Regions from separate parts of the Homo sapiens genome. Here region 2 is linked to region 1. Evidence: chromatin loops called from intact Hi-C (ENCODE). Cell type or tissue: PC-3. All regions are shown on one strand.

Region 1 (4,000 bases):
GGAATGGGTTAAACCCACTATGCACACATGAAACACACTACATGATATAAACATTTCTTAGAAATATGAAATTCAGCTGGAAAATAGATTGGCCAAAGGCATAAGAAAGAGGAAGAAAGAGAGTGAAAGAGAGGGAGAGTGAAAGGGAGAAAGCAATCATTAAGAACTCAAAATTTAGCAAAATGAGAAAAGTTACCTAAAAGACTCATGATTCTCAGCCTGAGCTCATACCAGTCTGTCCTGTCTGCAGTGTGGCACATGTGAGGAACAGAACTTTCAGGCTTGTCATCAGCCTGACAATGCTCGTGTGGAGTTGGTTTTGGGCCTGGCACGGGAGTGGGGAGGCCACCAACCCTCATGCCACTCCACAGAAAGGCCTCCTGGGGCCTCAACTCTGCTCACTGGGAACTCTCACTCCCAGAGGGGAATCCAGGAGTCCAGGAGCAGAGAGCTGATATTCCTCCTGTCCCCAGGCCTGTTTCCATGGTGACAGCGACCCTCACGCTGTGAACACCAAGAAGGGAAGCCAGATCACAGGTCCTTGGAAGCAGAGCAAGCTCTCCCTCCTGGGGGCCTCCTTGCCAGCTCCTCTCAGCCCCAGCCCCCAGCCCCCAGCCCCCAGCACGGAAGTCCTTTGTCTCTAGCTGTGTCTGTAACTGCCTTGCTGCCCCTCGGCCTCCCCTCCAGCCCCCCTTCTCTGTCTGCCGAGTAGCACATGTTCTCCCGCCTCCTGATTGATCTACTCAGGGAGAATGGGGGGAAACGACTCTTTAATTAATCTCCTGCCTTAATTAATTATTGTAATGGCTTTCAACTTGGGGGGAACGAGGGCCACAATGTACTTAACATGTTTTTATGTCGACGAACACATTTTCTACTTTGCAGAGAAAGAAGAGGCCTGTTTTGGGTTTGGGGCTGCGGAGTGATTTATAAAGGGCATTAACACCAGAGGACTCCTGCTGCGGACTCATGGGTTGGCTTTCTCTGGTGACCAACTTTCACCCTCCACCTCTCCCTCTCCCTTCGAGCTCCCCCAGTCTGCCCACCTCTCATTCCTCCCTTTCCGGTACTTCTCCCTCTTCTAACCTACCTCTTTTGCCTGGATTCACTTTGCTCGTTATTCCCACCTCACCCTCTCACTCTCACTCTTTCTCCAAAGACCCTTAAGGAAAATGGCCGCCGAGCAGAAGCTCTGAGGGTTGGCGTGCATTGGCGGCATGGAACAAGTCAGGGGCCTGGAAGGACACTGTGGGCAGAAAAGGTGGGCACCGGGTCAGCTTTGGCCTGTTTCTCTGTGGTGACCACTCACGCACCCTATGAAAGGCGGAGAAGGTTACCAGGAATACCTCGTATAAATAAAATGCTTTCCAGGCCTCAGTGGCCCTGGGTGTGAAGCCCTTTGGAGAAGGCTTCAGGTTCGCCGTGAGTGGGGAAAACGCTGTCTGGGCTAGCGGAATTTCTGGAGAGAAGAAGAAGAAGTAAAGAAGAAAAACAGTCCCACAAATCACTCCTCAGTGAGGTGAGAGTATCCACGGCAACCCGCCCAGGGCTGAGCACCAAGGAGGCAGGAGATGTACCGTCACCATGGAAACCACATCCTAGAAACTCACTGGTATTGGTCCCTGTTTGCCTCTGCAGATGAGGTGCTGGGGGTGGGGGCTAGACCTGCAGGGTCCCTGGAGGAACTGGGACGAGGTGAGCGTGAGGAAAGAGATAAGAAGGGGCAGGAGAGATGAGCGAGGGGAGAGGACAGGAAGGAGAGATGGAGAGAGCGCAGGAAAGGTGAAGGGAGGAGGGGAAGTTCCCAGGAATGAGACAGCCTCTCTCAGGGGCATCCTGAGCTCTCTGGCCCTTCCCCAGCAGGGGACGAAGTGCCCTGTGCCAAGCGAGGGGGTGTGCCGGGGAGCTGAGCCAGGTGAAAAGGCCTGAGCTGAGGCCCAGGCTGAGTCTTGCTGTTGGAGAGAGGCACCCACCCATCCTGGCTGCTTTTATTCCATCTCTGGTTATCATCTAGTCAAGATGAGTAAATGGAGCACACCTGGGCGCCCATTCACTGCCCACACTGCAACCTTCCAAAGGGTCTGGGACCAGAGGAACCCAATGTGCGGTCTCCAGTCCCTCCCCTGCCCCTGGGTGCCCACGCACAAGCATGCCCGGGCGGGAGGGTGATTGGAAGCTGAGCTCCAAAGCTGGCCTCTTGCCCTAATTACACCCAGATCCCGGGTTGCCATTCTCTTTTTCTGGAAATTAAGTGGCAGCTGGGTGCCTAGCGCCACCTTCTGGCAGCCATGATCAGAAATGGCTGGTCCCAGCAGGACCTCCACAGCAGAGCCAGGGATCCGCTCTTCAAGCCAGGCGTCAAACTAGGACCCTCCACCAAACGCCCTTCGGATGGCCTGTGGGCCAGATGAACTGTTCAGTCAAAGAAGCCACAGAGCGCATCCAGTTTAGAGAACCAGCACCAGCTCTGACACTGATGGGCTGTGTGATCTTGGCAAGCCCGTTGCCTCACTGGCCTTCAGTGTCCCATCTGTGCAACAGAGGCTTGGGCCAAATTGCCCAGCAGAGGTCTGAGTGCCTTGACTCCAGCCAGAATCTAGTCCCTACCTGGGGTATTCTGTGGAGTCTGAGGGGAGAAGCTAGAACCCCTCCTCCAGTGTCCCTCAGAACCGCTCCATGGCCCGGGGGCTCTGTAAGCCCCACATGGTTCAAGGGGGCCCAGCACAGGCGGGTATCAGTTTCCTATCACCTTCCCCTTATCAGGCAGGCCCCGCCAAGAAGCGGGCAGAAATGGAAGCCGCAGGACACACAGCACCCACTGCAAGGCATGCCCCTGCCCTCCTCCTAGACCACGGCAGCCCCACCTGCCCTCCTCTGTAGTCTGAAAGAACCCCTGGACCACAAGGCTCCTAGAAATCGGCTAGAGGAGGAGGAGCACTGGAGAACTGGCATTCTCCCAGTTGATGCTGGCACCTCCTGCCCTTCCTCCATTTTCTGCAGGTGAAGCCCCACTTCAGGACAAGGGGCCAAGTGTACGATGCTTCCTCAGCACCTGTGACTGAGCACACGGCTACTGAGCTGCCTGCTGGCAATCAAGGGAGCCAGCCAGGGCTGCAGGAGGGGGGTCTAGAGGGGACTGTGGTCACCCTGGTGTCCTGGAAAGTCACTAGGTAAGTGAATAGAGGTTCTGAGTTGGAGAGCCAAGTTCAAATCACAGCTTTCCGTTAGTAGTTCCACAATCTCATGATGTCTTCTCATCTGCTAGTTGAAGAAAATGGCAGAATCTTCCTCTCAGCGTTCTGCTGAGGATTAAGCAAGGTCATGTATGTACAGCCCTTAGCAGCACTCATCGTCACAGACTCCAATTCAGAAGATTCCAGATTTGGGCCAGGCCAACTCTGACTCATCCCAATATTAAGAGCATGTTTAAAGTACAATCTTGAGTGTTCCTTCCATCAGTAACTACTTATTGAGCACCTACTACATGCCAAGCACTGCGGTGGACCGCAGGACTAGAACAACAAAGAAGACAGACACGAGGCCAGATTTCATGGAGCTTCTCACCTGGTGGGAGGCAAGGGAGAGTCGTGAATAAACATCAAACAAGGACACAAAGAATGAGTTTCTCTGCATTGTGATGAGGAAGCAAAGACGCCAAGGGAGCATATGACCAGGAAGCTGACCTCGTCTGGGTGGTCACGGATGATTTGTCTTCACCTCTTTCTTCTTCCTGCTGATGGGAATGACAGCACGATGGCTGGAGCTTTGCAGCCATCTTGAACGATGAGGCACAGGTGCTGGATGAGGGGCCTGCATTCCTGATAACCTTGTGAAGGTACCTAAGCCCCCTCTGTATTCTCTACTCCTAACTTACAGGGAGAAAATGACTTTTATATTGTCTAAAGATGGTGTTGTTTTCACTGAACTGCTGAAGTGGAGTTAGTGTTGCACACACCGCCTCTTCATTAGACTGTAAGAACCTTGGGGGAAGATGGAGGGC
Region 2 (4,000 bases), 51 kb before region 1:
AATGGTATTTCTAGTTCTAGATCCTTGAGGAATCACCACACTGAAAGGAAGACACATTTCTAATGTATATGCATCATACATCCAACAGAATGGATAAAAAGAAATCCACACCAGGTCCTACTGAAGGGAGATTTTATATCACCAAAGATAAAGAGAAAATCTTGAAAGCAGCCAGACAGAAAAGACCACTCATCTACCGAAAAATTACAATTAGATTGCCAGCTATCAGCCATGGGAGAGGCCAAAAGATAGGGGGAAATACCTTCCAAATGCTGAGGAAAAAATTAATCATCAGCCCAAAGTTTTATATGCAGCAAAACTATCTTCCAAAACTATCGTTTCAAAAAATATATATTTCAGGTAAATAAAAACTTAGGGTTTTCCACTAACCTTCATGAAAGGAACTCTTAAGGAGGCTGTACTTTAGGAGCATCATGAATCTTGTTTCCTTTAGTAATGGAAATAGCCCCAAAGCAGGAGACAGAAGAGCCAGTTCCTAGCCTTGCCTCCTGCATTAAAGCAGGGTAAGATCTTCACAACATCATGTCATTTTCAGAGCCTTCAGTTTCCTCAGCTGTTACATGAAGGTGAGGAAAGCTTTCTCGGCTTATTTAAACCATTGCTGAAAGGTGATGATTCTCGAAGTATGGTCTAAGGTCCCCTGGCCATTTCAGGGGGTCCCACAAGGTCTTCCCTTTTCCAACCACATATCCATATGAGACCAGATTTTCTTCCAAAAACAGCCCGCAGGAACAGTTTGAAGGCAGAAACAGGTACGGGAACCTCAGCGTGTCGTATTAAGCCAGACATAAAGGAGGTTTTCCACAATGTAAAACGATGCAGCAAATGACTTGATCCACCTGGCTGAAAGGACAGGCATAGATAGCACCAATAGGAGAAATGTCACATTTGAGAGTCCCTGTGCTCACTGTCGAGTCAGAGGATATAACACAAACCAGTGGTCTCCCGCTGCCTCAGCTCACATCCCACTGCAAAGGAAGTTCTCCTGACAGCATGTCTGCTGGGTTCCCAGAGCCTGGCTTTCTACCTGCACCAACAAGGAAGCCAGCCAGCAGAATGGCAAACAGGTTTTTCTTCCAGGGAGAGGTGGAATGTGAGAGTGGTGGGTTAAATGCTCTGATACAGGTGTGTTTCCCTGGGAAGCAGGCAGCCAGTTGGTGTGGATAGCTGGGTGGGCGGGTGCAGGGCTGGGTGGATGCAAGTCTGAGAGCCTGGCTGCTGGGACGCCCTACAGCATCCCAGCTCATAGATCTTGTCCTTGCCTTATCCCATCCAACTTCCCTGAGGGGTTTGGGGTTTAAAAAATATACAAATCTTACATTTTTCTCTGATATATTTTTTTTTTTTTTGAGATGGAGTCTCACTCTGTTGCCCAGGCTGGAGTGCAGTGGCTCAATCTTGGCTCACTGCAACCTCCGCCTCCTGGGTTCAAGCGATTCTCCTGCCTCAGCCTCCCAAGTAGCTGGGACTACAGGCACGCACCACCACACCCAGCTAATTTTTGTATATTTAGTAGACACGGGGTTTCACCATGTTGGCCAGGATGGTCTCAATCTCCTGACCTTGTGATCCGCCCACCTCGGCCTCCCAAAGTGCTGGAATTACAGGCATGAGCCACCACACCTGGCCTCTCTGATTTTTTAAAATAGCTTTTTTGTGGTAGAAGACACATGACAAAAAATTTATCATTAGCGACATTAAAATACACTCACAATGTTGTACAACCATCTCTCTGATTTGGCTCTTATTTAAGTATTATTACATGCTTGTTATGTAAGGGACGAGGAAAAAGTAGAAAGAAAGAAGTAAAGATTATCCAAAAGTTTACTCTCTGAATACAGCCATAGTTAATACCTGAGGCCACTGCTCCCAAACCTTGCACTGAGGCCCCTGGGGGCACCATCGCCAATTCACAGAGTGGCTGCAGGGATATTTTAAATTTTGTGGGAAGTACAGTGACACCTGCCGGATGCTCCGCACACTACCAGTTTCAGCTTTAGGGCCCACTACATTCCTTTCAGTGACATCATATCTTTGCGAAGTGTTTTGGTGGTTGCTGTGATAAAAAGCAAATACCATGTGCAAATCATTGTGGACCAGGAAATGAGGTGATGGCATCCGATATGATTCCAAGGTTTGAGAAACCATGCAGTACCCAACATATTATACATCCCATTAGTAAATAACTGTGGTTAAGAATGGAATAAAAATATCTTTTCCTTTATGTGTATTTTTAGATGGCTACAAAGTTGTTAGGACAGACATACACATTGATTTATTTAGACCTAACTACTTAATAATGGATCTCTTTGGTGTTTCTTTTGGTCTTGGGGGCACATAAGTAATAAAAAAATTACTGTGACACTAAGGGTGCTATGGAAAGAGGAAGTTTGGGAGTCTCCATTCCAAGGCATTTACATCTAACTTTCCGGTGTGTCCAAAAATGACTATATTAATATCTTAATTAAGCTCATGTGTGGATACAATTTTATAGTGAATATTACCATCAATCAGTTGAAGAAACTGGGCTCCAGAAAGGAGCAGTCACACAGCTAGCCGGGTCCCTGTTTGTCACACCTTGCTGATTCACTCTTTAAAAGCCCCAAGATGGCAGATCTCAAGAGCCAGCCTCACCAATCAACATTTACGAGGCTTAGAATCACCCTGTCTTACTTTAGGCTGTTGGCATGGTGCAGCCCCTGATTCACTGATAAATCAGAAATGCCCCAATCTTCCCTCATTACCCTGGAAGTTCATCCACCCTTCGACATAAGATTCTCATAAATATATAGCAGATGACTCTGGAAAAATAAATCCATTGAGCTATTATCAACCACGGATACCTCCATGTGAACAAGCTTATCAGAGCCTTTCCTGAGAGAAGTTTTGATAAGAAAAAAATTAGGTCTCTGAGAAAGTGGGTAGGCTGCGTGTTTCACATGAGACTCTTTGGAAATACTGATGCAGAGATTTGTGCAGAAAGAACCAGTCCTGCCTCGCTTGGGTTCCTTAGGCCTTCTGGAGGTGCTCCCTGCAAAAGGAGCCAAGCAAGGCAGGACTGGGAAAGGAAGGAGGTGAATCATGATGAGGTTGCACCTGAGGCCTCAGCCATCCTATGGGGGGGCTCTGCAGCTGAGATGGTCCTCCAGCATGGTCCCAAATTGAGGCACGGGGTGGGCCTTCATATCCTAATATCAGATTGTCATTGGTTGTAGTCTCCCATGGCAGCAGATATGACCCAGAAGGAGGCAGTCTCCAGAATGCAGCTGTGAGCCATCCACAGCTAAGAGTCCCAGCAGCTGGAGGATGGATGATCAGCCTTGCAGAGCAGACCTGGCTAGAGTCTCTCACTATTCAGTTCAGGGCCATCTTCAGAAAGGAGAGGAGATGCTCTCAAGACAGAGCTGTGAGCTGGGGCCTCTGACTCAGGACTGCAGGGGCCAAGGGGAATCTGGTAGGAAAGGAAAAGTTGTTCAGTTGTTTTGGGGACAAGGAGAAGTCATCCCCAGATCTTAGAATCAGAACAGAGGGTCAAATATAGCCTCAAGATGGATTTTGTCTGGCTCATAAGTAGCCAACACTTGAAAATTAGGAAATTTTGGCTGGGTGCGGAGGCTCACACCTATAATCCCAGCACTTTGGGAGGCCAAGGCAGGCGAATCACCTGAGGTCAGGAGTTCAAGACCAGCCTGGCCAAGATGGTGAAACCCCATCTCTACTAAAAATACAAAAATTAGCCAGGCATGGTGGCACACGCCTGTAGTCCCAGCTACAAGGGAGGCTGAGGCAGGAGTATCACTTGAACCTGGGAGGCAGAGGTTGCAGTGAGCCAAGATAGTGCTACTGAACTCCAGCCTGGGCAACAGAGCGAGACTCTGTCTCAACCAAAAAAAAAAAGAAAAAAAGAAAATGAATTAGATTTTATATAAAAATTCGTATTTCCTGCTTCTCTTTAAAAAGCTAAATATCTAGACAGTCT

What was found. Hi-C counts contacts between places; a loop is a spot of excess contacts. Peaks named below come from ENCODE experiments on the same cell type or tissue, not always from the same donor. Only the 100,000 strongest peaks of a DNase experiment are listed, where the experiment ranks them.
Region 2: a loop joins it to region 1, with 5 times the contacts of the local background. A loop is called at or near these places in 5 of 110 quality-filtered maps.

Annotation. Positions count from the first base shown.
Region 1 is chr10:69,643,011-69,647,010 of GRCh38, reverse strand. No RefSeq gene overlaps it. Among named protein-coding and RNA genes, the nearest start is that of FAM241B, 15 kb to the right of the region's middle. In PC-3, a CTCF peak has its summit at 2,278 (motif pointing left); a DNase peak (open chromatin) is centred at 2,260.
Region 2 is chr10:69,694,299-69,698,298 of GRCh38, reverse strand. No RefSeq gene overlaps it. Among named protein-coding and RNA genes, the nearest start is that of LINC02651, 12 kb to the right of the region's middle. In PC-3, CTCF peaks have their summits at 1,789 and 1,988 (motif pointing left); a DNase peak (open chromatin) is centred at 2,048; H3K27ac peaks cover 511 bases; H3K27me3 peaks cover 314 bases.